Regions from separate parts of the Homo sapiens genome. Here all the other regions are linked to region 2. A link is a loop called in an ENCODE intact Hi-C map of the cell type or tissue named here. Cell type or tissue: heart right ventricle. All regions are shown on one strand. Each heading gives the region's core, and the rest is flanking DNA. Links, peaks and the distances in the headings are about the cores only.

The links. Hi-C counts contacts between places; a loop is a spot of excess contacts. Peaks named below come from ENCODE experiments on the same cell type or tissue, not always from the same donor. Only the 100,000 strongest peaks of a DNase experiment are listed, where the experiment ranks them.
Region 1: a loop joins it to region 2, with 3 times the contacts of the local background. A loop is called at or near these places in 18 of 110 quality-filtered maps.
Region 3: a loop joins it to region 2, with 3 times the contacts of the local background. A loop is called at or near these places in 41 of 110 quality-filtered maps.

Annotation. Positions count from the first base shown.
Region 1 is chr17:47,170,400-47,180,596 of GRCh38, reverse strand. CDC27 (cell division cycle 27) reads left to right here. Exons shown (of 19, transcript NM_001256.6): 3 at 8,533-8,680. Among named protein-coding and RNA genes, the nearest start is that of CDC27, 14 kb to the left of the region's middle. In heart right ventricle, for the core only: no CTCF peak of the experiment used is centred there; no DNase peak of the experiment used is centred there.
Region 2 is chr17:47,225,543-47,235,739 of GRCh38, reverse strand. It overlaps a transcript of MYL4 not described here. Among named protein-coding and RNA genes, the nearest start is that of MYL4, 21 kb to the right of the region's middle. RefSeq lists enhancers at 5,886-5,935, 10,043-10,197. In heart right ventricle, for the core only: CTCF peaks have their summits at 5,599 and 5,821; a DNase peak (open chromatin) is centred at 5,789; H3K4me3 peaks cover 724 bases; H3K27ac peaks cover 983 bases.
Region 3 is chr17:47,608,543-47,618,739 of GRCh38, reverse strand. It overlaps NPEPPS (aminopeptidase puromycin sensitive), which reads right to left. Exons shown (of 23, transcript NM_006310.4): 18 at 6,138-6,280; 19 at 5,015-5,071; 20 at 283-390. Among named protein-coding and RNA genes, the nearest start is that of KPNB1-DT, 36 kb to the left of the region's middle. RefSeq lists an enhancer at 2,258-2,759. In heart right ventricle, for the core only: CTCF peaks have their summits at 2,510 and 2,712 (motif pointing right); no DNase peak of the experiment used is centred there.

The sequences.
Region 1 (10,197 bases), core at 3,153-7,152, 55 kb after region 2:
TGGGTTATGTACTTTTAAATGGAATTTACAAGTCAAACAGTATGGGTTTAGTAGCTGAGAGTTGTGAGAACAAGGCCTAAACCTCAGGGGCAGGAAATTTCACAAAAGGACAAAGAGCAATGCTTGGAAGTAGTTTTGAGAAGTTAAGTGGAAACCAGCCTTACCTTGACTCTGAGATAGTGGGATGTAAGGTGATTACTGTCCATGTGAGAGAGCTGTCTCCTCGGTGGAGAATGGGAATTCAGTGAGAAAAGTGAGGAAGATCTGGGCAGCAGGAGTTTAAGGTCCCAATGAAAAGATTAGAAAGGTGAGAAGGAATGGAAGGCTTAGAAAGAAGATTATACAATAGATTAATCTACTCCATTCACTTATGCAAAAGTGATGTTTATTGTGAATAATCTATTTAAAAATATTTTCATTGATACCTAGGCAGGCCCCATATTTTGCTGTATTTTTAAAAATTTTTGTTGAGTCAGAATCTCACTCTGTCGCCCAGGCTAGAGTACAGTGGCACAATCATAGCTCACTGCAGCCTTGAACTCCTGGACTGAAGTGATCCTCCTGCCTCAGCCTCCCAAAGAGCTGGAGTTACAGATGTGAGCCACTGTACTCGGCCACTGTCTTCTATTTCTAGTATTTCCTTTTTGTTTTTGTTTATTATTAAAGAATAGGCAGTTTCTAGTTTATTATAGTTAGGCTCTTAAAAATTGTAAATTCATGGTTTAGAATTCAATTAGATTTTCCCATAGAATTGGTGGCAAGATTCCCAGATTAGTCCACATAAAGCTGTTTAATCCACGTTATTTATGTACCTGATACAATGCTTGGCACTTGGAAAGTTGCTCAGTAAATGTTAGTTTCTTTCAATATAGAACCTCACCATTCGGTTTAACCATATTTATATGAGGAAAGATTTTAGAATTAAGTGTAGTAAGAGCAGATACTATCCTGGCTCAGTAATAATAACAATAATTCTATCACTTATTGATTTCTTACTGTATACTAGGTACTCTAAGTATTTAATATTAGTTACTAATTTAATCTTCAATAATCCTATCAAATAGACATTGCTATTGCCATTTTCTGGATGAAGAACTGAGACTAATGTCCACAGGCGGTAACTAGTAATCTGTCTGATTCCGCTTTCCCAAGAGTAGCAATTACCACTTCTCTGATTTGCAACCATAGTAGGCATCACTAATCCATTACAGTACTCATTCCCACTGAACCAACCTCAGAATTCTTGGCAACAGTTTTCTTGGTGGACAATATCAGTTGATATGCTAGATGTAACCTGTTTGCTCAGGGGCCTCCTATGTCACTAGTAGCAGTTTCTATATTTGGAGAAAGACATCCAACAAGGCATGAGGCTAAAGCAGTTGATCAGTAGGATCTTCTGTAAGTCAAATTCTTGAAATAATTTCTCAGTTTCACTAGTTCTTTGTCGCCCATTTGTCTTTCTCTCGAGATTTATAGTCGGCCTGAGACTGTGGGATCAGAAAGAAGGAACAGCAGAATGATATAAGAGAGAATCTGGGAGGCTGAGGTGGGCAGATCACCTGAGGTTGGGAATTTGAGACCAGCCTGACCAACATGGAGAAACCCCATCTCTACTAAAAAATACAAAATTAGCCGGTGTAGTGGCACATGCCTGTAATCCCAGCCACCCAGGAGGCTGAGGCAGGAGAATTGCTTGAACCCGGGAGGCGGAGGTTGCGGTGAGCCGAGATTACACCACTGCACTCCAGCCTGGGCAACAGAGCGAGACTCCGTCTCAAAAAAAAAACGGAAAAAGGAAAGAGAATCTGAATTCAGATACTCATTTGCCATTTGATCTTAAGCCAAAAGTCATTCTGAGCCTTATTTTCCTTATCTTTAAAATAGAAGAGAAATATCTGTTTAACAAGATAGTTTTAAGGACTAAATACAGTAAAATATGTAAAGAGTCTGCTGTAGTTTCTGGCACATAGAAAGTCCTTTACAGGTTCCCTCTCCCCTAACATATCCTAATACAGTGACTTTTCAGGGTTTTTTTTTTTTTTTCTTATTTTTATTTATTTATTTATTTTTGAGATAGCCTGTCACCCAGGTTGGAGTGCAGTCATGTGATCTTTTCTCACTTCAGCCTTGACCTCCCAGGCCCAAACAATCCTCCCACCTCAACCTCCCTACTAGATGAGACTACAGGCACATGCTACCATGCCCAGCTAATTTTTGTATTTTTGAGAACACGAGATCTCACAATGTTGCCCAGGCCAGTCTTAAACTCCTGGTCTCAAGCAGTCCTCCCACCTCCGTCTCCCAAAGTGCTGGGATTACAGACGTGAGCCACTGTGGCCTGGCCAGATTTTTTTTACCCTTATTAGATATGATACACTCTAATATTTTCCATTGAGTGGTTTTGTTGTTGTTGTTTTAACGTAGGCTGATAACCACTAAATTGACATCACAGTCCACTAGTGAGTTGAGATTTGCTGTTTTGGAAAAACTGTCCTAATTTTACCATCTCCCTCCAATAAATTCCCTTCCCCCATTGTAAGCATGTATTTTTCTTTCCCACCACCAATACCTGATCCCCTTGACCAAGGTTTTTCTCTTTTGTTAATTAACTGTTAAGAATGAATAGAAATAAGTGCTATACAACAAATAGAAATAGTGTTAGACTATGAGGAAAAAAATACATTAATGCAACTACTATGATAGCTCTTTGGAGATATGTGTGTGTGTGTGTGTGTGTGTACACACACATATAAAATAAGAGTTATGTTCAGAAAATCAACCAGACATAAGTTTTGTGTGCATTTTTTTCATAAGTAATTGCTACCTATGGAACTCTATGAGACTAAGAGGATTGTAACTAGTGAAAGGAAAAGAAAGAGAAACAGCTGAAAACCTTGTGTCAACATGTATTCCTAGGTTATTTTGAGGGTCCTAGCCCAGAGTTCAAAATTGCTTAAGGTCTACTGTTTTATCTTAAATTAATGTGGGTTTTACATCCCACACTGCAAAATGTTTTTGTTTGTTTGTTTCAGATAGGGTCTCCCTCTGTCACCCAGGCTGCAGTGCAGTGGCCCAATCTCGGCTGACTGCCTCCCAGGTTCAGGCAATTCTCCTGCATCAGCCTCCTGAGTAGCTGGGATTATAAGCGCCTGCGGCCACGCCCACCTAATTTTTGTATTTTTAGTAGAGATGGAGTTTCACCATGTTGGCTAAGCTGGACTCAAACTCCTAGCCTCAAGTGATCTGTCCACCTCGGCCTCCCAAAGTGCTGGGAATACAGGCGGGAGCCACTGTATCCGGTCTTTATTTTTTAATATTAGTACTTTTTAAACATTTTTTTTTAAGTCAAGATCTCCCTATGTTGCCCATGCTGGCCTCAAACACTTGGGCTCAAGCGATCCTCCCAGGTAGCTAGGAATACAGGCATGTGCTGCTGCGCCCTACTTGAATGCATTTTAAATGACCGTAAAATCGTTCACCAATTTTCTACCTGTCTTAGTGATTAGTGGGTAAGATGTATAGATTGCATCGGGTGTATCAATTTTAGTAAATTAGGCTCAGTGGGAGAGAACTGAACCAGAGTAAAACGTTCAGCATCTGTTTCTTTTCTATTAACCAGGATACTGAGAGCCCAAACTCACAGAAATATATGCGTACAAATGGCAACATATAAAAAAAAACTTATTTACCAGATTGTGTTAAGATCAGTATTAAAGAATATCCAGAATTCTACTAAAGATGTGGAATAATGTATCATTTTGAGGCCTTTATTGATCCAAGACTCACCTATTTTCATTGAATTAACTTGGATGTTTCACAGACACATCAAACTCAATATATTCAAATCTAACCTAAGATACCACTAACTGAATTTTCCTTATCTCCCGTTCCCTGCCTGTTCCTTTTCCCCTCCCAAATTTATGTTCCTTCTTAAAACCCTTCAGAAGTATCTAATTGTTGTAAGGATCTGTTCCTAAATCTTTACACAGTTTACAAAGCCCTGCACAATTTGGCCATCTTTTTTCTCCTCATATATTGCCATTTTCTGCCTCAAACACTAAGGAGCCTTTTAAAACTTCTTCCAGCCCTCTTTTATTTGTGGTCTTTTTACTCTAAGCGTGGTTTTAAAATACTTAAGAGCACTATTAACCCCATCATTAACAACAGGTATAAAACCAGTTGGTATTGAAATGCAGGATGTAAATAAATGTAGAAAAGATAAACATTGAGAATAGTATTCATATGCTAAATTTGCATATGTAGATGAAATGTTCAACAGTAGAAATGACTCTGAACAACAGAATGAATAATGAAATATAAGAAAAGTATAGCCTCCATACAATTGAAAACAGAAAAAAAAAAAGTTGATGAAATAGAATTACTTGAGCATGTGGCTCAGGGACACTTATGTACCCCCTGCATTAATATCAAATATCTATTCAGGTATTGTAAATTTAAGAGAAGGCCAATAATTAAAATAATAGCACATACAGCCTTCACTATGTGTCAGATACTATCCTAATTGCTGTGCATGTATTAAGTCATTTAATCCTAACAGCAACCTTTAAAGGTAGGTATCATAGTCCTTACCGGATGAAAAAAAAATGAGGGTCAGAGAAGTTAAGTAACTCTGCCCTAAGTCATAGCTAGTAGGTTGAAGTGCCAGAATCTGAACCCAAGCAGTCTAGCTTCAGAGTCGGTACTTTAATCCACATGTCATACTACTTATAGTTGATTAAAAAACTTAACAGATAATCGATTTGTTTTATTTTTTTTCTTTTGAGACAGAGTCTCGCTCTGTTGCCCAGGCTGGAGTGCAGTGGCGTGATCTCAGCTTACTGCAACCTCTGCCTCCCAGGTTCAAGCGATTCTTGTACCTCTACCTCCCAAGAAGCTGGAATTACAGACATGCACCACTATGCCTGATTAATTTTTGTATTTTTAGTAGAGATGGGGTTTCGCCATGTTGGCCAGGCTGGTCTCCAGCTCGTGGACTCAAGTGATCTGCCCACCTTGGCCTCCCAGAGTGCTGAGATTACAGGCATGAGCCACTGTGCCTGGCCCAGATAATCAATTTGAAACATGTGTCACAAATCATAAAAAGTTCCATAGGTTCTATGCCCTTAAATTCACACAACATCAGAGTTCATGACAGGGTAGCCACAGAGTACTCTAACCTCTGAGGGCTTCTCTGATATTTGTATAGTTTATCAAGGCTAGGTAAAGAACAGTCACCTCAACAAATTTTAAATTTGTCAAAATTGGTCCATTTTAGAAAGGCTGCTTATTTAGATTATAAATCAGCGTGAAGAAGAGGCGTCTATCTGGTTTAAAAGCTTTGAAAGACTAATTTACCTTTCTGTTTGATGTAAATGTATCTGGAGGATGCAAGGTTAAACCCCTCTTAATTATTTTGGACTTACACTCAAAAGACCTTTCCAATTTTGAAGCCAAACCTGTTTGTAAGAAGAGGAACTTCAGTAGTGCTGCTACAACTTACTTCCTTCCTTCCTTCCTTCCTTCCTTCCTTCCTTCCTTCCTTCCTTCCTTCCTTCCTCTCTCTCTCTTTCTCTCTTTCTTTCTTTCTCTCTCTCCTTTCCTTTCCTGTCCTGTCCTGTCCTGTCCTGTTTCGATAGTCCTGTTTCGACCGAGTTTCGCTGTTGCCCAGGCTGGAGTGCAGTGGCATGATCTCGGCTCACTGCAACCACTGCCTCCCGGGTTTAAGTGATTGTTCTGCCTCAGCCTCCCGAGTAGCTGGGATCACAGGTGCACGCCACCACACCCGGCTGATTTTTGTATTTTTAGTAGAGATGGGGTTTCACCATGTTGGCCAGGCTGGCCTTGAACTCTTGACCTCAGGTGATCCACCTGCCTCGGCCTCCCAAAGTGCTGGGATTACAGGCTTAATTTGTTTGTTTTTTCACTTTAGCAGTACATTCTGGAAATCTTTCTATGTCTGTATTTTTCATCACATGGACATAGCATAATTTAACTAGTACACGATTGATTTCTCAATATTACTTTAAGAGTGACTTAATGGAGTCAATGCTAACTTCATTCATGATTATGCAATATATTATGGACCTTATAATTCTAATCCCATATTTTAATTAAGTCTGTAAATAAAGGATGGTAAATAAGTGACATGCAAACATCTATAACTGTTTCTGGATCCTGTTATTTTGATCACTACTCTTGGTAGCTAGGCCATGATCAGCCTCAAGAAGTTTTCTGAACATGGCATTTCAGACAGCCATTATCCGTAAGTTGGAGTTACTGTTCTAGATGAAATCTTTGTCAATCCTATCCAGTAAACATATTCTGTGCTTTTTAGATTTATGGCTGCTTACCACTGCTTCTTTAGTTGTGTTTGGGGTACTGTTATCTTTTTCTGCTGCCAAGTTACTTGTGAGGAGCCTAAGAAACCACCCGTGTCACAACACTTCAGATTGCTCTGGATTTGCTTCCTTATCTGACAGTTTCATTATATTTATTTATTTATTTAAACAGAATCTCACTCTGTCACCCAGGCTGGAATGCGGTGGCACGATCTCGGCTCACTGCAGTCTCTGCCTCCTGGGTCCAGGCGATTCTCCTGCCTCAGCCTCCGGAGTAGCTGGGATTACAGGCTTGCGCCACCGCGCCTGGCTAATTTTTGTATTTTTAGTAGAAGACGGGGTTTCGCCATGTTGGCCAGGCTGGGCTTGAATTCCTGACCTCAGGTGATCTGCCTGCCTCAGCCTCCCAAAGTGCTAGGATTACAGGCATGAGCCACCACGCCTGGCCAGTTTCATTATTTTTAAGTTTTGCCTAAATCACCAATCCGTATTCCCATTTGAACATATAATTTTTAAGTTACTATGCTTCAAAAAGCTAATTGCAGTATTACACTAAAATTACACACGCACATGTACACACAAAAAGAATAGTTGGTGTCTTTATTAGGCAATTTTATTGCAGTGAAAGTGGACCTACACATAATCAAATATTTGTAAACAATTGAGACAGCATTACTGTGACTGGGAGTTAAATTAGTTTGTGGGAGCCATTGTTTATTGGTATAATCAATAGTTTTTAAAAACTTATAAGGTGAAAAGAAACCAGACCATTGTAAAATCTAGAGGAAATCAAACTTTCTAACTTATGTAAATTAGAAGTTGTAGCTCAGTAAAATTAATAGTTTATTCCTACTGCAGTGAGCGCCCCATTCTTTTTTTTTTTTTGTAGCTGCAGCACTAATACTACTATACATCTCATTAAAACACATCTGCCAAAATTTCTTATCATTTACTATTTATTATTTTTTACACTGTGGTTTCATAAAAAACCATAAGATGGACCAGAGAAGAAGGGTTCTGTTGGTTTTTGCTTGCACATATCTGTGACAAAAAACTTAGAAATAAAATTTCAAATTACTTTTTTATCCAAACTCTTAGAATGATGTTAACTATTTAAAAAGATGTGGCAAGTTTGTCTTGTACTTTACAACAGTGGTTCTCAAACTTGAGAATGCCACAGAATCACTTGCAGAGTTTGTTAACCACGTAGATTACTGGTTCCTACTCCCAGAATTACTAATTTAGTGGGTATGAGATGGGACACAAAAATTTTCATTTCTAGCAAGTTTCCAAGTTATGCTGATACTGGTACAAGGACCACACTTTGAGAACCACTGGCTTAGAAGATCCTTCAGCTCACTGGTATTATTGCATAACCCATTTTTAGAAGCACAGTTTTGTGGTTTTCCCTCTCTTTCCATCCTCTTTGTTGTTGCCTCTGTAGACCCTGGATTGTGGGGATAGAAGTGAAGTGATGATCAGTTTAGTAGAGACATAGACTAAATAAGGGTGAAAAATGCCACTTGCATTAAGAAGGCAGGGGGCATTTCCTAATGTAAAAAGGAGGGACAGATTGATAGATAACTCAGCTCTTGCTATTGTAATGTAATTTAATTATTGTTACTATAGTCTGTCAACTGAATGTTAAAATGGTGTGAGCATTCACAATTTATAATTTATCTTAAATATAATTTAATGTATATTTGATGTTAAAGCAAAACAAGTGGATTTTTTTCAATCTGGTCTTTTTAAAATATAGAAATTATTTCATATTGGTAGTTAGATTTATTTACACTCAGGTTTCTCTTGCTAATGAAATTTGACTTCTATCCTCCCGAAAGATTTATTAGAAAAATATTACCTAAAAACAAGATCCTTTACTGGTAGTCTGTTTAAAGGCAGGGGTGTTTCTGTGTGTGTATGCTTTTCTTAAATATTTACAGAGAATACCATGATTGTCTTCATTGTATTATTTCCTTGGTTTCTTGTAGAGAAAAGTAATCAAGATCTAAGGAACTGACTTTGCTATAAGCAAACCGTTTCTCCATAATTCAAATTTGAATTAATAAGTGATTGTTTTGTGTTAAAATAGCAAGCCTAATTTTTTTTTTTGCTAAACTTGTTTATTGCATGATAAACTGATTATCATTCAATATACTGAACAATAGCCTTTTTAAAAAATGTCTGTTTTTAGTACACTCAGAAGAAGCCTTGTTTTTACTGGCAACCTGTTATTACCGCTCAGGAAAGGCATATAAAGCATATAGACTCTTGAAAGGACACAGTTGTACTACACCGCAATGCAAATACCTGCTTGCAAAATGTTGTGTTGATCTCAGCAAGTAAGTTTTAAAATATTTTCTAGCTATTTTGTTTTACTTACACTGTTGAATTTTGGATAAAATTCCTTTCAGATTAAACTCTGATTCCCTTTCTTCCCTGTTTTCCATCTATTTCAGTAACATTCGAAATGTTTACACTGTTGCCTATGGCATTATTTATATTATGGAGATTTCATTGTTATGGTAATAAATAATAGAGTTTAACTCTGGAGAAACTTAAGTTATAACCGATTCTTATTGGTTTCTTAAATGATCACAAATATTTCGTTTTCTTTGCTTTCAGTGTTAGACCAATTTGAGTAAGCCTGAAAACCCACCAGCTCACTTGAGATTAAGGCTCCCTTGTGTTTAGGTGATTGTATAGTTTCCTTTCAAGATCATTTTATTGAGTACTTCTTTTGCACATTACAGTTAAACCAAGTCAGCTGTCCCTATACCAAATTTGGAGGCATTTAGAGATACAGATAGTTAGGTTCTATTCAATTCTTTTCTGTACTGTAAGAGATGGAATAATGGTAAAAGGGACTAAACGGTCACATGTGTAAACGGTGTTAGATATTTGTAAAAGCCTGTATGTATAATTGGCTTGTAGGTTTACAAGGGGAAGATACAAGTAAGTCTCACCATAGACTGATCAATAACTATATTATCTGTCCAGTGACTAATTGATGGCTTTTTAATTAAAGCTAGCTAAAATATCTGAAATTTCTGAGACATTTGTTGTTGAATTACTTTTAAATTTCAAAGATCCTAATGTGGAATTCTTAAAAATCTTTCTTATGTAATTTGCCAGTTCCTTTTTCTTTTTTCCTTTTTTTAGAGAAAGGGTCCTGCTGTGTTGCTCAGGCTGGAGTGCAGTGGGGTGATGATGGCTCACTGCAGTCCCCATCTGGGCCTAAGCGATCCTCCCATCTCAGCCTCCCACGTAGCTGGAGCTGCAGACACGTGTCACTACACCTGGCTAATTTTCTTATTTTTTGTATAGATGGGGTCTCACTATGTTGCCCAGGCTGGTTTTGAACTCTTGGGTTCAAGCTGTCCTCCCACCTTGGCCTCCCACAATGCTGGGGTTATAGGCTTGAGCCACTGTGCCGGGCATAAGTATGCAATTTTTAATTAAACTATGTTAGTCTTGTTTAATTTGCATATACATTTCTATTTTAAGGAAGTAAAAAGGACCACCATGTTTGTTAATGAAGAACCATTTATATTTTCTCCCCCAGTATAGTAATCATCTTCTGTTCCTTCTGACATGAGTAATGAATATGTTGCTCAGACTGGATTTGTACATACAGAGACTAAATGTAATTGATTCTGTTTTTAAAGGTAAAAGTGAAATTTTAAGATCATAAATTTCCAGCCTCTCAAATGATTCTAAATAAGTGTTTGCCACTATTGTAATTAAAAAAAATTTTTTTTACAAAAAACAAATTGGCCAGGTGCAGTGTCTCATGCTTGTGATCCCATGAGATGAGAGGATTGCATGAGCCCAGGAGTTTGAAACCAGCCTGGTCAAC
Region 2 (10,197 bases), core at 3,547-7,546:
CCTGATTCCTGAAGCTTCCACCCACTCACTGAGTGCCCTGGTGAGAGTTACTTAACCTCCAGAAGCCTCAGTTTTCTCATCTGTAGAATGGGGATAACCACACCTACCTCATGAGGAATCTCTGGGAAGGGTAAATGAATAATGTACACAAAGCACTTGAAACAGCATAAGCACAGGGGAAGTATGCAGAAGAGGGAGGTGCTCTTACTATTATGAGCAGTATTTCTCTCTCCATTTGTCTTCTAGGCATTTTTTATTCTTCTTTCTTTCTTTCTTTTTTTTTTTTGGTCGGGTGCAGGATCTCACTCTGTTGCCCAGGCTGGAGTGCAGAGGCACAATCAAGTCTCACTGCACCACTGACCTTCCAGGCTCAAGTGATCCCCCCACCTCAGCCATTGGAGTAGCAGGGACCAGAGACACACACCACCACATTGGCTTTTTTTTTTTCTTCACTTTTTGTAGAGATAGGGTCTCACTGTGTTGCCCAGGCTGGTCTTGAAGTCCTGGGCTCATGTGATCCTCCCACCCTGATCTCCCAAAGTGCTGGGATATCAGATGTGAGCCACCACACCCAGCCATTTCTATTATTTTTGAGTTTTCTAAAAGAATAATGGTTCTTTCATTTTCCTTCTTTTGCTAAGGTTATTCCCATTGCTTAAGATACCCTCCTCCCCTACAGAGCTAATGTGTATTGAGTCCTTACTATATTGCAGACACTGTTTTAAGTGCTTTACACATTTTAAATTATTTGATCTTCTTAATAACCAAATTGGGTCAGTATGACTATTATCCCCAGTTTATAGATTAGGAAATTAGCCAGGCATGGTGGCTCACTCCTGTAATCCAAGCACCTTGGGAGGCTGAGGAAAGAGGATTGCTTGAGGCCAGGAGTTTGAGACCAGCCTGGGCAACATAGTAAGACCCCATCTCTACAAAAAGTAAAACAATAAAATAAAATAGCCAGGCATGGTGGCACCCACCTGTAGTCCCAGCTCCTTGGGAAGCTGAAGCAGAAGGATGACTTGAGCCCAGGAGTTTGAGGTTGAAATGAACTATGCACAGCAAGACTCTGTCTCAAAAAAAAAAAAAGTAAGTTCCAATTCAAAACAAAACCAGCAATACAATGCATTAAGGACATGATTATGAAACTAACTATACAGAGTTCTCTCCACGTTCCAACTGGTAACCAAGCTTTTAATGCTGGATCTTTGACTTCTAGCTTTTGTTTGTTTGTTTGTTTGTTTGTTTGTTTTGAGACACAGTCTCACTCTATTGCCCAGGCTGTAGTGCAGTGGCATGATCTCGGCTTACTGCAACCTCCACCTCCCAGGTCTAAGCGATTCTCCTGCCTCAGCCTCCCAGGTAGCTGGGATTACAGACATGCGCCACCATGCCCAGTTAATTTTTGTGTTTTTAGTAGAGATGGGGTTTCACCATGTTAGCCAGGCTGGTCTCGAACTCCTGACCTCAAGTGATCCACCACCTGGGCTTCCAAAAGTGCTAGGATTACAGGCGTGAGCCACTACACCCAGCCAACTTCTAGCTTTTTTCATTAGACTACAGAGCACAGATAGACTGAGCTGATTACTGAAGAGTGTAGGTGGAAATGGAAAGGGAGAAGGTAGGGCCAAGGGGGCCATTATTGAATCTCCTTTGAAGCTCCAGGGCCAGGAAGTTGAGACCAGCTCAGGCAGATGTGCAGTTTCAAATTCTTGGCCACCAAGACCAAAGTCTCACACATCACAAAGAAAACTGAGACATGGATGCCCCCAATTCCCTGTGCCTACATCGATCACATCTGTCAGTTACAAAGTGACACTTCTGTCCCTAATAACTAATATCATATAAGATTTATGTAAATGCAAAATGATTGAGATTTTTAGGAACTGCTCATACTCTCTTGAGTATGACCAAAAATTTGTGAGAGGAGAATCACTTCCATTGACAATGAACTTAATTCTACAGAAAAATTAGGCCGAGTGCAGTGGCTCACACCTGTAATCCCAGCACTTTGGGAGGCCGAGGCGGGTGGATTATCTGAGGTCAAGAGTTTGAGAGCAGCCTGGCCAATATGGTGAAACCCCATCTCTACTAAAAACACAAAAATTAGCTGGGTGTGGTGGCAGGCACCTGTAATCCCAGCTACTCAGGAGGCTGAGGCACTAGAATCACTTGAACCCGAGAGGCAGAGTTTGCAGTGAGCTGAGATCACACCACTGCACTCCAGCCTGGGCAGCAGAGCAAGACTCTATCTCAAAAATAAAATAAAATAAAGAAAGGAAGAAAGGAAGGAATTAAACTGATAGGAATGGAGGCATGTGAGTAAGTGCTGATCATCAGGAAGATTCAGATCTACTGGGAACCTGACCATCTGAGGGAGGACACCCAGTGGAGGCCATCAGAACCTGACAAAGGAAGAGAGGAAAAGAGGTGGCCTCAGTGGTGTGCAAGCCTGTGCGCCCTCAGTTCCTACTAGGGGATATGTGCCCCTTGCAGATCCAGCAGGGTTTGGAACAAGATTGAGAGGAGCTTGGTGTTTATGCAGATCTAAGTGGCCCCACAAAGGAGTAAAAGTTATAAGTGGAACTGTCTCTTTAAACCCAAGAGTGACCCAAAGAATGGCGGGGGGCAGAGCTGGAAGTGAAGAGAGTCCTGGGAGAAAGAGATGAGCTATCTTGGAGTTCATGGTAGCCTGAGAGGAAGACTGGCTACACCAGATGCAATGTCAAAACATTCAGGAAAAAGATAAACAGTATCCCACAAAGGCCCTGAAACAGCAGTTCTTAACCTTTTTTTTTTTTTTTTTTTAGGCCTCTGACCCCTTTGAAAATATAACAAAAAGGACAAATCCTCCCCTTGGAAAAACAGCAGAAATATGCCTACAATGGTTTTCTATGGTTAAGAACCTCAGTTTCTATTGTAAAAAGAATGAATGGTACTCAAAATTGAAATTCTAGGCCGGGCATGGTGGCTCATGCCTATAATCCCAGCACTTTAGGAGGCTGAGGCAGGAGAATCACCTGGGGCCAGGAGTTCAAGCCCAGCCTGGGCAACATAGCAAGACCCTATCTCTAAAAAAAAAATGTTTAACTAGCAAAGCATGGTGGCATATGCCTATAGTCCTTGCTACTCAGGAGGCTGAGGCAGGAAGATGGCTTGAGCCCAGGAGTTCGAGGGTGCAGTGAACTATGGTCATGCCACTGTACTCCAGCCTGGGAGCAGGGTTCCAGTCAGGAGGCACAGGGGCCTCCCTCTTTGCCAACATAACCACAGATTCTACCTTTTAGGATTTGGGTAAAAAGTAAAGAAGAATAAAAGAAGAGTGAGAAAGAGAACTGGAGAATGGGATAGAGGCAAGGAAAAGGGAAGAAAGACACGATGGAGCGGGGAGCACCCATTCACTCTGGAGTGATGTGTACCCATTCAGAGGTAGAGAAGCAAAGTGAAACAATCTGAATATAGGTCAGGTGTGGTGGCTCATGCCTGTAATCTCAGCACTTTTGGAGGCTGAGCAGGGCCAATCCCTTGAGCCGAGGAGGTCGAGACCAGCCTAGGCAATGTGGCAAAACCCCATCTCTACAAAAAATAGAAAAATTAGCCAGGTATGCCTGTAGTCCCAGCTACGTGGGAGACTGAGGTGGGAAGATCACCTGTTCCCCCCCAGCAAGGCTGAGGCTACAGTGAGCCTTGATTGTGCCACACTCTGCTCCAGCCTGGGCAATGAAGTGAAACCCTGTCTCAAAAAAAAAAAAAAAATCTGAAGGTGAGCTGGGAAAGCACTCATTCTTTTCTCCCCTAATCTTGTACAACCACAGAATCATAGGTTTCAGGGTTGGAAGAGATCTTTAGTTCAAACTCTTCCATAAAAGCCCCATGAAATATTTGCTAGTGTTCACTTGAATACCTACCACGACATGGGACTCAATACTTCGCAAGGTAGACCATTCCATTTGAGAAAACCTCTAATCGACATTAAATTTTTCCTAGCAGGGATCTGACATATACATCTCTGAGGTTTTCATCCACTGATCCTGGATTTGCCCCCAAAGTGACCCAGAAAAAATGTAGGACAATTCCCCATTATAGAAGTTGCTGTTTCCCCATTTCTCAGCCAAGTACTTTCCAGCAGGTGATTGTTCTAGGCAAATACTCTTGAATCCGTATTATGTGGCCATTTGCTCTGAAACCTGTTTTATCTTGGGTCTCAGTTCCCTCTAAGCTACGTATTTTCATGTTTTAGAGTCAGAAGATTAATCTCCTTGACAGAAAAGATGGAACTGAGGTCAAAATAGAAGTTGAGTTCTACTAATGTCACACTGCTGGCACAAAGGGCAGTGCCCTTCCTGCTCTTCTTGCTCTGAACGTAAGTAAAAGCATATATTTGTTGGTTTTAACATATAAACATTTTCATTTCATTTTAGACTTATGCCTTCTTGGCTTTGTTCTCACAGCTCTATGCCACTACTTTATGTCCATCAGCGGCTCTCAGCTCACCTTCAGAATTTTTTTTTTTTTTTTGTAGACAGGGTTTCACTTCATTGCCCAGGCTGGAGCACAGTGTGGCGCAATCACGGCTCACTGCAGCCTCAACCTTCCCAGGGGGGAACAGGTGATCTTCCCGCCTCAGTCTCCCGTGTAGTTGGGACTACAGACATGCCTGACTAATTTTTCTATTTTTTGTAGAGACGGGGTTTCGCCACATTGCCCAGGCTGGTCTTGACCTCCTGGGCTCAAGGGATCAGCCCTGTTCAGCCTCCAAAAGTGCTGGGATTAGGCATGAGCCACCGCCCCTGACCTATCTTTAGATTGTTTCACTTTGCTTCTCTACCTCTGAACGGGTACATGTCCCTCCACAGTGAATGGGTGCTCCCCGCTCCACCTTGTCTTTTTTCCCTTTTCCTTGCCTCACATCCCATTCTCCAGTTCTTTTTCTCACTCTTCTTTTATTCTTCTTTACTTCTTTTTGCCCAAATTCTAAAAGGCAGGAACTGTGGTTATGTCGGCAAAGATGAAGGCACCCTGTGCCTCCTTACTGGAGCCCCGCTCCCTGAGTTCTTGTCTATTGATATTCCATCAGAGCTTGCCACCTCTCCTCCTTAAAGCCCTCCCTGACCACCCCTCCTCCTCTGAGCTCCTAGTGTCCTGGTCCCACACCTCTCCCTTGCTCCTTAGACATATACTGCCTAGTGTCATTTCGATTATTTTGTCTTTTAATATAGTTCAGCTCCACTTATATATTTTTTCCCTCAAGTAGAGTATAAACTCATAGAGGGAGAGACCACAGATGACTTTGTTTTTATATCCTGAAGTACCTACTGCTGTGCACTCAATAATTTATTTTGAATGAATGCTTCCCACCGCTGGAGGTTCTAAACACACATATACAATAAGGATCAAAACGAAACAAATGGACTAAGGCTGACTGTAGTGAGAGGGAGTTGCTGAATGCTAAATGATTAGTATCAGAGAGCTGGAAGGGACATGAACCATGATCTAATCGATTCCCTCATTTTGCAACCTGTGGACTGAGGTTGAGTGGGGATGTGACTTGACCAGGTCCCCACATGTCCACAAGTGTCCTCTCTATGACCCCTCATTGCAAAACCTTTGTGGGGGTACTGAAGCAAGCGAACGAATTGCTGTGAGTCTTTAAAAGTAAACAAAAACTCCATTTGTCTGAAGGCAAAGAGACGGACTAAGTGATTTCTCAAGTTTCCTTTCAGCCCGGGCTGGCAATCGGTTTTCTCCAGCGTCTCAGGAACGTGTCAAACGTGGGCGTCCTGTTGGAAGCACGCTGTTGCAAGTTTGTCATCTAGTGGTGGAAGGTAGGTATTGCGCCACCAGCCATCTCCAACACCGTTTTCCCTAAAAGCCCTGGTCAACGGAGTTTGTTTAGGATGCCAAACGCGTGATGACACTCTGCTAACCGTGGCCCTCAGGTGATTACAGTCTACTAGAAGTCTGCAGGGTCTCCTGTAGCTCTACAGTTCCAGTCTGGCGACTGTGTTAGGGAGACTAAATTGTGACCATCACTAATTAATACAGATGGGAAAATCTCTAGGGAAGAGGTGAGCCTGACTTGCGTATTGAAGGGTGGGAATAAGGTGGATGAACAGAATGGGGCACGTATCAGGAGAGAGAAACAAGATGAATCAAGAGGTCCTGGGGTGAGGAGAGAAGGGGAGAGGGAAGCAGCACTGGGGAGCTAACAGAAAGAAAGATCAGCTGGCTTCAGCCAGTGATGCCTCTAGCAGATTTGGGGCAAATAAAGGAAGGCCTTAGAAGTTAAATAGAAAGGTTTGGAAATGACCCAGTAGGGGATAGGAGCTCTTTTAAGTCCTAATTAGGGAAGAAATTTGATTAAAACAGTGTTTCAGGAATATAAATATGCCATGCTACCATCTTTTTTCTTTTGTCTTTTTCTCACCACCCCCCACCCCCCACGACCAGCCCCACCCCCTAGACGGAGTCTTGCTCTGTCACACAGGCTGGAGTGCAGTGGCGCGATCTCAGCTCACTGCAACCTCCGCCTCCCAGGTTTAAGCAATTCTCCTGCCTCAGCCTCCCAGGTAGCTGGGATTACAGGCATCTGCCACCGCGCCTGGCTAATCTCACCATGTTTGCCAGGCTGGTCTCGAACTCCTGACCTTGTGATCCGCCTGCCTCGGCCTCCCAAAATGCTGGAATTACAAGTGTAAGCCACCGCGCCCGGACTTCTTTTTTTTTTTTTTTTTAAGATGGAGTCTCACTCTGTTGTCCAGGCTGGAGTACAGTGGTGCGATCTTGGCTCACTGCAACCTCCACCTCCCGGGTTCAAGTGATTCTCCTGCCTCAGCCTCCCGAGTAGCTGGGATTACAGGCATCCAACACCACGCCCAGCTAATTTTTGTATTTTTAGTAGAAACAGCGTTTCACCATGTTGGCCAAGCTGGTCTTGAACTCCTGACCTCAGGTGATCTGTCCACATCAGCCTCCCAAAGTGCTGGGATTACAGGCATGAGCCACTGTGCCCAGCCCATGCTACCATCTTTAACTGGAGAGGGGAAACTAGAAAAATTATGAGTCGAGTTTGTTGTTATTATTCTTCCTATGTATTTTTAAATTAATAATTAAATTAATAAATGTTTTTAATTAATAAATACATAAACTCCTAAACTGCTATGACAGAATGATAGAAGTGCTTAGCACAGTGCCAGCACATAGTAGGTGCTCAGTAAGTTGATGATGCTCTTTATTATCATCTCTCTGAAATTCACCTTTGACATCAGGGGACCTCATATGATCATCATCTTAGCTCTAGTGACCGCTTTGCTCATTTTCTCTCCGCGGGGTAGTAGAGGCTCTGGCCTCTGTCAGGGGCCTGTGGCAGTGGACAGGGAGGAGACTTACAGAAGGCCCCTGAATACCCTCTCCCCCTCTGCTCCTTTCCCACCTCCCTCCTGAAGGTCACTGGCTGTTCGTTCCTCTGACAGTGGGAAGTTTCCATGAAGATACCCATCCTCTGATAACTTTCTGGGCAACTTTCTCCCCAGCATCTGTCCACAGGGAGCAGAAAGCCTGGCCTTTGGGGAACACACAGTCATACTCTCTTTCCACAGAAGCAGCTTCCCTGTGTCCCCTCATGTGTCATCATCCCTTCAGGATGGTGCCATTGCTGGCTCCAGGCCAGAGCCCCCCTTAAATCTTCCCCCGAGCTGGGACACCTTTCCCCTCCTCCTTCTGGCCCACTTACTCACACTCATCCTGCCTGAGATGCCACCTTCTCAGGCCCTCAGTCAGGAACCCCTCAGGGTGGTGGAAGGGCCCCCAGTGGGCTCAGTCCTATTTCCATAAATTATGGTTGACCCATGAACAACGTAGAGGTTGGAGGCACCAACCCACGTGCAATCAAAATGTGCATATAACTTTTGATTCCCCAAAAACTTAACTACTAATGGCCTACTGTTGACTGGAAGCCTTACGAAAAGCATAAAAATTTAACATATTTTGTATCTATATATTATAGACTGTATTCTTATAATAAAGTAAGTTGGAGAAAAAAATTAAGAAAATCATAAGGAAAAGAAAATATATTTACTAGTAAGTGGAAGTGGATAATCTTCAAGGCCTTCATCTTCCTTGTCTTCAGGTTGAGTAGGCTGAGGAGGAGGAAGGGTTGGTCTTGCGGTCCTAGGGTGGCAGAGGTGGAAGAGGAGGTGGAGGTGAAAGGAGAGGCAGGAGGGACAGGCACATTCAGTGTAAATTTTATTGAAAAGTGTCTGTATATAAATGGATCCACACAGTTCAAGCCTATGTTGTTCAAGGGTCAACTGTACATGGTCTGGATCTGGGTTCGAAATAGTGGAAGTCAGTCTAGTTGAAGAAAATCGTGAACTTTATTTAGTCACTTTTTATGCATACCTCTTCCCAGGAGGGGCAAGTGCCAAACCTTAGTTATGGGCCGGGCAAAGTACAGGGTTGGGGAAGGGATGACTAGGAGGACAAGAGTCTCTTCTGTCTTCAGATAAACAAGCCCAACACCATGGAGGCAGCAAATAAGTTGCACTGGTTCCCAAGGAGGTTTGTGAAGTAGAAAATGCTTCCCGGCTGGGCGCGGTGGCTCACACCTGTAATCCCAGCACTTTGGGAGGCCAAGGCAGGTGGATCACCTGAGGTCAGGAGTTTGAGACCAGCCTGGCCAACATGGTGAAACCCCATCTCTACTAAAAATACAAAAAATTAGCTGGGTGTGGTGGCGCGCACCTGTAATCTCAGCTACTCGGGAGGCTGAGGCAGGAGAATCGCTTGAACCTGGGAGGTGGAGGTTGCAGTGAGCTGAGATCGTGCCACTGCACTCCAGCCTGGATCACAGAGTGAGACTCCATTTCAAAAAAAAGAGAGAGAAAAGAAAATAAAATGCTTCCTGAACTATTCTCTCAGTGGAAGTGATGGCTGAGCCGGAGCAGCATCTTAGACCATGTGTAGAGGTCACACACTGAGACACCATACGATAAAAGAACTTGGGTCCCTGAGGACTGTGGAGCATGCCGGCTGTGCCAGCCAGGGACTGCCAATCTCTGGATTGTAATGGGAGGAAGAAACGCACTTCCATGTCTCTTAAGCCACTGTGTTTTGGTGTCCATACGCACAGCCAAATATAATCTTAATTAATACTGTGTTCAATAAATGTTGGCTGATGTTGTCACATGATTATAACTAATGTCTGTCTTCCCACTAGACTGAAAGCTCCTTGAGGACAGGGGCCATGTCTGTGTGGTTCAGTATATCCCCAAGGCTCATGCCAGTGCCATGTGCACAGCAGGTACCCAATGGGCATCTGTTGAATTAGTAAGTGAGCTATGACCTCTGTTCATGCTCTTCTTCTCCCTGGGGCTAAGCACCAACCTTGGGGCACCTTTTCCTTTAAGGTCTCACTGAAAGCCCTTCTCCCAGAGAAAATATTTGTAATGCCTCACTTCTTTCTGGTTCCTCCTTGTATTGGTTCCTTAAAACTTACACTGTATGTTACATAGATGGAGTTATCCCTATGCTATTTGGGGATCATTCTCTATTTATCCCTGGATACTTATGTGCTTGCTTAAGTGGACAGTAAGCTACTTTGGGCAAGGAAAACACTTTCAGTTTTCAAATCACTGGGAACCTTAACTCCAGTTCCTCACAAGTGAATACAGTGAGCAATAAATACTTGCTGAAGAAAGAAAGAAGAGAGGGAGGAGGGTGAGGATCAAAAAACTACCTATCAGGTACTATGTATATTACCTGGGTGGTGAAATAATCTGTACACCAAACCCCTGAGACATGCAATTTACCTATGTAACAAACCTGCACATGTGCCCCTGAACCTAAAATAAATGTTAAAAAACCAAAAAAAAAAAAAAAAAAAAGAAGGGAAGGAGGAAAACCTGACGAGGCCCCAGTGCTAAGGAGAATGTTGGCATTTCAAACTGGGGGTGTGATTTAAAGAAAAGGAGCAGAAAGTGAGGCCAAAAAGAGCAGTCTGCGAGGTAGGGACAAGGAAAAGAGTCCTAAGAGCCAAGCTTGGAAAACATTTCAAAGGCAGGTTGAAAATGGTGTGTTGAAAATTGAAACAATGTAGAATTCAGGGGACCTTGTCAACATTAGCTGTGACCTTGATTAAGTCACTTCCCATTTAAGGATCTGTTTTCCTGATTTTGACTCTTAGGAAGTCTGACTAAT
Region 3 (10,197 bases), core at 868-4,867, 390 kb before region 2:
ACAAAGTAAGCAAAGGCATAAGCCAGTTTCCCAGTTTTCAAGAGTCCCTGTCCTCATAGTTTCCATTCTGGAGAGACAATTTGTTTACTCTCCCAACTATTCTGATTCTCGCCACTAGTGGGAGAAAAACAGAAGTCAGTAACAAAAACTCAAGCCAGTTACTCTGGAAAAGGAAGCTTTAGTTAGGGTTAAGGCAGCTCAAGAGGATCAGAGCTGAATCAGAGACACTTCTCAGAGATGGGTAACGATTCACTTCTAAATGCAGTTTTCACCGTAACTTACTGAAAGTGCAAACGTGAGGACTTTTTGAATCAGGTCAGGCAAAAGAGTAGCGCCAAGGACTCTTTCGATTCGGTTTTTCTCTTCTTGCATATCTGCTTGTTTATGAAGCTACAGGAAAAAAGATAAAGATAGGAATAGTTAACTCTCCCTTGGATGTTCTGCATATGATTATATGAGCTTCTTCCCCAGTAAGGTAAAACTTAGGTTCTATATTCTCACTAGGTAAGAATGGCAGGGCATTATATTAAAGAAAGAGAATACTTTTCAAGATGCTTTGGGCCAGGTGCGGTGGTTCACACCTGTAATCCCAGCACTTTGGGAGGCCGAGGCGGGTGGATCACCTGAGGTCAAGAGTTCGAGATCAGCCTGGCCAACATGGTGAAACCCTGTTTCTACTAAAAATACAAAAAAAAAAAATTAGCCGGGCGTGGTGGTGCCCACCTGTAATCCCAGCTACTTGGGAGGCCGAGGCGGGAGAATCGCTTGAACCTGGGAGGTTGCAGTGAGCTGAGATCGTGCCACTGCACTCCAGTTTGGGCAAGAGAGCGAGACTCTGTCTCAAAAATAAAAGAAAAAAAAAATGATGCTTTGGCACTAAATTTGTCATCTGCTGTTACAGTAAGTAAATCACTAGATGTAAATGCTACCAGATGAACAGCCTGTCATTAGTTCAGACCAGTTTAACATCAAGATCTAAGAGGTAAAATCTATCATAGCCAAATTCTTTACATCATTGATATCTGGCTAATGTTCTGTTTTAGAAGAACAAACTAATCATTAGTGTTCTTATACCAGATCATCAAATTAATTTATAATAGTGAAAAATTGAAAATGAATACTGTACTTATAAAAATGCATTATTGAAAGTTATATTTTAAGAATATATCATAAACATGTTCTTATATTTAAGTGAAGAAAGCAGACAAAGCAGAATTATCCTAAAAAATATATATATATATATGGCTGGGCACAGTGGTTCACGCCTGTAATCCTAGCACTTTGGAAGGCTGAGGTGGAGGTTGCAGTGAGCCCATATCGTACCACTGCACTCCAGTCTGGACAACAGAGCAAGACTGTGTTTCCAAAAAAAGGGGGTGGGGGAGAACCCCTGGAAATACATCAAAATGGTAGTATTAATTAATGATGGTTTCTGATCAGTGGGATTATGCATCTTCACACTTTTTAACTGCAAAAGCAGCACATACTGAATGCAGAATATCTGAAAGACAGAGAAGCATAAAGAAAAAAATAAAATTACTACTATATGTACATTAACAAATCTGGAAAGAGAGCATGTTATACATGCTGTTTTTGCTACCTGCTTTCTAAACTATAGGTAAGTTTTATTTTCCTCTTTATACTTTTCTAGTCTCTAAATCTTCCATAGTATATATGTATATAAAATCTTTTCATAGAAACAAAATGTTGTAATTCTTAAAAATTAGAACTATAAATGTATAAGAGCTATGTCTCCAAGACAATTTAGACTCTTTTGATCTTTTCTACCCCTTAAGATTTAACACTGACCAGAGTGTCTGGAGACCTCATCAAAGCTCTCAGTTTCCTCTTCCTTTCGACACTTTTTTTTTTTTCAATAAACAATTTTAATTTATAAGAAGTAGAGATGGGGTCTCGCTGTGTTGACCAGGCTGGTCTCTTTTTTTTTTTTTTTTGAGATGGAGTCTCGCTCTGTTGCCCATGCTGGAGTGCAATGGTGTTACCTCAGCTCACTACAACCACGCCTAGCTAATTTTTCTTTTCTTTTTTTTTTTTTGAGACGGAGTCTTACTCTGTCACCCAGGCTGGAGTGCAATGGCACAATATCGGCTCACCACAACCTCCACCTCCCAGGTTCAAGCAATGCTCCTGCCTCAGCCTCCTGAGTAGCTGGGACTACAGGCGCCCGCCACCACACCCGGCGAATTTTTGTATATTTAGTAGAGACAGGGTTTCACCATTTGGGCCAGGCTGGTCTTGAACTCCTGACCTTGTGATCCACACCCGCCTCGGCCTCCCAAAGTGCTGGGATTGCAGGCGTGAGCCACCGCGCCTGGCCTAATTTTTCTATTTTTAGTAGAGCCGGAGTTTCTCCATGTTGCCCAGGCTGGTCTTGAACTCCTGGCCTCAAGTGATCCTCCCATCCAAAGTGCTGGGATTACAGGCATGAACCACCACGCCTGGCCCCTTTGGACTCTAAGCAGCAGTGCAGTAAAATAGACAGGACCTTGGGAGATCTGGGTTCTAGTCCCAGTTTTGCCTCTAACTAGCTGTGTGATCTTGACTAAGTCCTTCATCCCTCTGGGTCTCAGTTTCCCCATGTGTAAAATGAGATGGGTGGACAGATAATTTCTAAGGCCCTTTTCAGCTCCAATATTCAAGGTCTGAACCTCTGGCTTTCAGGAAGCGTTTTCCTCCATAGAGAACTGTTATTCTAGTCCACTAGATGGCACTCTAACACCACATTTCAAATATACTATGAATTAATGTTTTTTAACTCTGCCACATTATTCCTAAATTACCATCATAAGACAACCCTCCTCATCTCTTACCAAGTGGCTTCTTGAAGAACCATGATTCGGCCTTCATTAGAGCTATTTCCATAGTGAAGCTGATTATCGTGAACTCTCTTGTGTTAAATAAATGCAAACTCTGAATAAATACACATACTTGTGGAAAATCTTAAAAGTGCCATGACATGAAAATATCAATGTATCTGCCATGAAATTTACAGAACCCCTATTTTTTTCCATATCATCATGGAATAGATGGAAAAAAATCAAATATCCCATTTCATACATATCATTTATAGTATACAGGTTCACAGAATATTAAGACTGAGAAGGGACCTTAATGTTCAGGTGGAAAGTAAACCCAAATTTAACTTTTTTTAGGGTCTTTTTTAAGATAGGGTCTTGCTCTGTCACGCAGGCTGGAGTGCAGTGGCACAATCATAGCTCCCTGCAGCCTTGAACTCCTGGGCTCAAGCGCTCCTCCTGCCTCAGCCTCCTGAGAAGCTGGAAATATAGGTGCATGCCACCGTGCCCAGCTCTCCCAAATATAACTTTTATATTCTTAGAAAGCAGGCCAGACATGGTGGCTCATGCCTATAATCCCAGCACTTTGGGAGGCCGAGTCGGGTGGATCACAAGGTCAGGAGTTCGAGGCCTGCCTGGCCAATATGGTAAAACCCCGTCTCTACTGAAAATACAAAAATTAGCTGGGTGTGGTGGCGGGTGCCTGTAGTCCCAGCTACTTGGGAGGCTGAGGCAGGAGAATCACGTGAACCCGGGAGGCAGAGGTTGCAGTGAGCCAAGATCGTGCCACTACACTCCAGCCTGGTGACAGAGTGAGACTCCGTCTCAAAAAAAAAAAAAAAAAAAAAAAGAAAGAAAGTAAACCTATTACAACATGGGTAAAGCAGTACATTTTGAGGTACAGTTTCTTAAAGTTTTTATTTTCAGACATCCTAATCATTTTTCAGAGGATTTGTTTAAAACCAAAATATCAGAATTTAGATCTGCAATTATGATCATTAGAGCTATTTCTACAGTGAAGCTGATTATCATGAACTCCCTGTAAGTCAGAAGAGTGTTGTTAATCCATGAAAGGTAGAGACAGTAAAGCACATTCCACTCCTGTCCTAAGCGTGGATCTTTTAACAAATGGGTTTTTAGGCACATTTTGCACATTTTATTTAATGATTAAAAAGTAGATTCGGCTACCTCCACCTCTAATGTAGCCAGTGCACTCAAGCCATTTCTTTATAGACCGGAACTGTATGAATAGGGACTGGAGATAGCATTTGCTTCACAGTACTACTATTGATTCAAAGTTGCAAACACTGCTGCCATTATGAGGACATGGAAAGTTTTATCTATATTTTGTCTAAGTCAGAGCTTAATTATATGCCAATTACTCTGGGAAAACTAGAGAGGCTATGAAGGCAGGTGAATTAATTTCCTGTCTATTAATAAAGGACCCTGCCATAGCTCAAATGCTTGAGACACTTGATCATCATCTGTCTATCCCTTTTCTAAGCACAAAAACAAACCTAAGCACAGAACCTAAGCACAGAAACAAACGTTTTGCTTAAAATGGGCAGAACCCCAAGTAAGTTTACACTGAAGATAAAATTTAAAGAAAGTGACTTGTTAATCAAAACGAACATTTATTTCAGTGTTAAAATTTCAGCTGGGCACAGTAGCTCATGCCTGTAATCCCAGCACTTTGGGAGGCTGAGGTGGGTGTATCACTTGACCCCAGGAATTTGAGACCAGCCTGGGCATGGTGAAACCTTCTCTCTACAAAAAACACAAAAATTAGCTGGATGCGGTTATCACACTCCTATAATTCCAGCTACTTGGAAGGCTGACGCAGGAGGATCACTTGAGCCTGGGAGGTTGATGCTGCAGTGATCCATGATTATGTCACTTTAGCCTGGGTGACAGAGTGAGACCTTGTCTCAAAAAAAAAAAAAATAATAATAAGATTTCAGATGCAAAAAGTGAGTAAAAAAGGCGGGGAAAAGTAAGATGTCTTTGGCATCATACTGATAATACTGATATAACATATATGGATAGACATAATTCTCTCACAGTTTTAAAATACTTGCATGTCTACAATATGCATCTTTCTTTTCTAGGACTGTCTTTTTTTTTAACCATTTAGAGGTTTACTGTGTGTCTATCCAAGTTCAAAAGCAGGAAATGGGAGCCTTCTCAAATATACTTACTTTTAACATAATATCTAAAGTAGTGCCATCACCATGCTTCAAAACAGTCAGATAGACCTACAAGGGACAAAAAATAAGTCATTTGATTAAATGTACCTTGTTTCAAGTATTCTAATACTAAGAAAAGACAGAAAGCAAGTAAACAATATTGTAAATGTTGGCCGGCTGCGGTGACTCACGCCTGTAATCCCTGCACTTTGGGAGGCCGAGGCAGGCGGATCACCTGAGGTCAGCAGTTCCAGGCCAGCCTGGTCAACATGGTGAAACCCTGTCTCTACTAAAAATACAAAAATTAGCTGGGCGTGGTAGCAGGTGCCTGTAATCCCAGCTACTCAGGAGGCTGAGGCACGGAGAACTGCTTGAACCCAGGAGGTGAAGGCTACAGTGAGCCGAGATCACACCACTGCACTCCAGCCTGGGTAACAGAGTGAGACTCCGTCTCAGAAAAAAAAAAAAAAAAAAAAAAAAGTAAATATTATAAATGTGAATATTACAAACTGTAGTTAAGGAGCTAGCAGTGCCTGTGAGCAACCACAAAGGTAAATGGCATGTTGTACCAGCAGAGCACAGCAGCTTTCAGGGGAATGTGCACAGCTAATCACCTTTCAGCACTGCAACACTGACTGAGAAACTTTAAACAAATAAGAAGAGGACTATAAACCACTTAAATAGTATATATTAAAATAGAGTTAGACGTGGTTTGTGGGTCAGTTCTTAGGTCAGTTTTGGCTATTAAAAAATGTTCCAGGCTTTTTAAAAAAAGTTACAGGCATGGTAGCTCACACCTGTAATCCCAGCGCTTTGGGAGGCCAAGGCAGGTGGATTACCTGAGGTCAGGAGTTCGAGACGAGCCTGGCCAACATGGCGAAACCTCGTCTCTACTGAAAATACAAAAATTAGCTGGGCGTGGTGGCGGCGCCTGTAATATCAGCTAGCCAGGAGGCTGAGGCAGGAGAATCACTGGAACTCGGGGGACAGAGGCTGCAGTGAGCCGAGATCATGCCACTGCACTCCAGCCTGGGCGACAGAGCAAGACTCTGTCTCAAAAAAAAAAAAAAAAAAGTTCCATGCTTCACAAAATGATGTTACCTATAAGTCAAGGGAATTTATGATGAAAACCTACAGGACTCCTCAGATCAGCGGAGAGAATCTGTTTTCCTTCCACGTGGTCCTTAAACCGACGACGGGCTTCTTCTAACGTTGCCTTATGTCCTGCTTTTCCTAGTTTTCCCAGAACCAAGCCCCTCAGGAGTGCATCGAGATGACCTGATTTGAGAAGTAAAAGAGACATAAGACTACTTAAAAAGCCTATTTTTATAAGTTTGCCATTTGGATATCTTATAATTGTGCTATACCAATTCTATGGTCTTGAACAAACACACTCAATTAACTTAATACCTGAGAGAATACTCGTTTTACATTTATCAAATCATAAGAGTGATATGCTAAACAGACTAGACAAGCAAATAAAGTTGCTGACTTTATCTACAGTCACGAATGCAAACTATCTGAGTTTACTAAATGTTTACTCAGTCTAGTTAACTACTCTGCTAAGGATTATGTGTGAAAAGGACAGGCTTACATCATGCTGTTTTGACCCAAGGTTCAAAGAAAGATCACATATGGAACTAGTATGCTCTTTGTATAATAAATTGAAATCTTAGATTTTAAAAATCAAAATCTGATGGGTCCATTCCTCCAAGACACACAAATAGCCAATAAGCACATAAAAAGATGTTTAACACATTAGTCATTAGGAAAATGCAAATCAAAACCACAATGAGATACCAATTCATACCCACTATGATGGCTATAATAAAAAAGATAATAGCAAGTGTTAGCAAGGATGTGGACAAATTGGAACCCTCAAACACTGCTGGTGGGAACACAATATGGTGAAGCCACTTAGAAAATCAGTCTGGCAGTCCCTCAAAAGGTTAAACATACAGTTATGGCCAGGCACAGTAGCTCATGCCTATAATCCCAGCACTTTGGGATGCCAAGGCAAGAGGATCGCTTGAGCCCAGGAGTTCAAGACCAACCTGAGCAACACAGCAAGACCCTGTTTCTACAAAAAACTTAATAATTAACCAAGCATGGTAGCATATGTCTGTAGGCCCAGTTACACAGGAGGCTGGGGAGGGAGGATCGCTTGAGCCCAGGAGCTTGAGGCTGCAAGGAGGTTGAAGCTGTAGTGAGCTATGATCACACTACTGTACTCCAGCCTGGGCACAGAGCAAGACCTTGTCTCTTTTTTTTTTTTTTTTGAGATGTGGTCTCGCTCTGTTGCCCAAGCTGGAGTACAGTGGCATGATCTCAGCTCACTGCAGCCTCCACCTCCCAGGTTCAAGCAATTCTCTACCTCAGTCTTCTGAGTAGCTGGGAATACACGGTTGTGCCACCACGCCCGGCTAATTTTTGCATTTTTAGTAGAGACAGGGTTTTGCCATGTTGGCCAGGCTGGTCTCGAACTCCTGACCTCAGGTGATCCACCTGCCTCGGCCTGCCACAGTGTTGGGATTACAAGCGTGAGCCACTGCCACCCAGCCGACCCTGTCTCTTAAAAAAACAAAAGGACGGGCGCGGTGGCTCACACCTGTAATCTCAGCACTTTAGGAGGCTGAGGCAGGCGGATCATGAGGTCAGGAGATCGAGACCATCCTGGCCAACATGGTGAAACCCTGTCTCTACTAAAATACAAAAAATTAGCCAGGTGTAGTGGCACAGACCTGTAATCCCAGCTACTCAGAAGGCTGAGGCAGGGGAATCACTTGAACCCAGGAGGCGGAGGTTGCAGTGAGCTGAGATCATGCCCACTGCACTCCAACCTGGAGACAGAGTGAGACTCCATCTCAAAAAAAAAAAAAAAAAAAAAAAAAAGAGTCATCATATGACTCAGCAATTTCACTCTTAGGTATCTTGAAAATAAATGAAAGCATGTCTACACAAAAACTTGTATACAAATGTGCATAACAGAATTCATAATAGCCGAAAACTGGAGCCCTCATGAATGGGAATAGTGCCCTTATAAAAGAGAGCCGGGGGTCTGGGTGTGGTGGTTCACGCCTGTAATCCCAGCACTTTGGGAGGCTGAGGCAGGCAGATCACGAGGTCAACAGCTCGAGACCATCCTGGCCAACATGGTGAAACCCCATGTCTACTAATAATACAAAAATTAGCTGGGCGTGGTGGCGTGCACCTGTAGCCCCAGCTACTGGGGAGGCTGAGGCAGGAGAATTGCTTGAACCCAGGAGGCGGAGGTTGCAGTGAGCCGAGATCGCACCACTGCACTCCAACCTGGCAACAGTGTGAGACTCTGTTACCCCCCCCCAAAAAAAAAAGGAATGAAAGACTGATACATGCTACAACATAGATGAATCTTGAAAATACTATGCTAAGTGAAAGAAGGAGATATAAAAGGCCAAGTATTTTGTGATTCTATGTACATGAAATGTTCAGAATAGGTAAATCCATGAAATAGAAAGTAAATTTGTGGTTGCCAGGAAATGGAGAGTGACTGCCAGTGGACACAAGGCTTTTTTTTTGGGGGGGTGGGGTGGGGCTGAGAGTGGGGAGGGTGAAGAAATTCTTCTGGAAATATAGAGGTGATAGTTGCACAATCTTGTGAACATACTAACAAATACTGAATTGTATACTTTAAAAGGGTGAATTTTATGGTATGTGAATTATCTCTCAAAAAAAGTTAACATCCAGGAAATAAATGATTGATTAAAAAAACAGTTAATGGCACACAAATCTGATGAATTGCAGCAGTACAATGGACAAATAAAATGTAGTATATTCATATGATGAAATACTACTCAGCAATAAAAAGCAATGAACAACCCAGATTATCTCAGAAACACTACGCTGAGTGAGAGAGGCCAGGTATAAGAACAGAACACACATTGTATGATTCTATGTATATAAAATAGAAGAGATAAATATTAATCTAGGTGAAAGAAATCAGAATGGCATGTGCCTGTGTGGGGTAGGCACGGGAGGCTCAAGTAGCAGGGACCAATTAGGAAGGAGCCCAAGCAGCTTTCTGGGTGATGGAAATGTGGTATGTGTTTGCCGAAAGTCATGGAACTGTAACATTTAGATTATTCATTTTGCTACACTTAAATCATAATTTAACCAAAAATAATTTTAAGAAAACCATCAGAGATCAATAGATAACTACACATTGTTGTGATGATTCTTACAAGAAGTAATTTATAATTCTGGCTCTGGTACTAACACGCTGTGTGATGCAAGGTAACATTTTATTATTTTGCCGTGTTTCATTCTCCCATCTGTATAGCTAGGAAATTGAAGGCATTCTCCCTATATTGTAAAGATAGTTTTGAAGTCAAAAAGTGTCACGTTATCATCATGAAAGAAAAGTGCAACATCCATTAATTTACCTGCATCTGTGTCCATGTACTCCTATCCTGTCACTATTCATCTGTGCTCCTATCTAAAACCAACTCCTTAACTTCTGCACTGGACCTCAACTCCTCTTGATTATTCAGCTGTCACTATAGCAATAAGCCCTCTCTCTCACAAAACATGAATTTTCTCCTGTCTCAGCCTCCTGAGCATATTACTACCGCATATGTTCAAATAGTTGCAGAAAATGTAATATAAAATCTCCCAACTTAAAAAATTCCTTCCTTTACCCCACGTCTCTCTCATCTACCCCTTTTCTCTGATCTTCTCAGCAAAACTCCTTTAAAAAGTTGTCTAAGTGTGTTGTCTCCATTTCCTCTCCTCCTATTCTAAAGAACCTGCTCCAAAAGTGGAGAATTCATTATTGTTCCCCACTACTCCACAAAACTTGTTAAATGTAATATTGAATTAGCCTTCATCATTCTGTTTGACTTAGTGTAGTAGCATCTGACACAGCTGATCACATTCCCTCTGCCTTCATCTACTGTTTCTTTTCATCTACTATTTATTTAAATTCTGGGATACCCCCCCTCTCTCCTGGCTCTCCTTCTACCTCACTGGCCAGTCCATCTCTTTTGCTGTTTCTTCCTTTTCCACACAATCTCTAAATCCTGAACTCAGACCACTTTCTTCTACTTACACTCAGTCACTGGTTGATCTCATCCAGTTTTGTTTTGTTTTTTAAAGACATGAGTCTCACTATGTTGCCCATGCTGGGCTTGAACTCCAGGACTCAACCAACTCTCCTG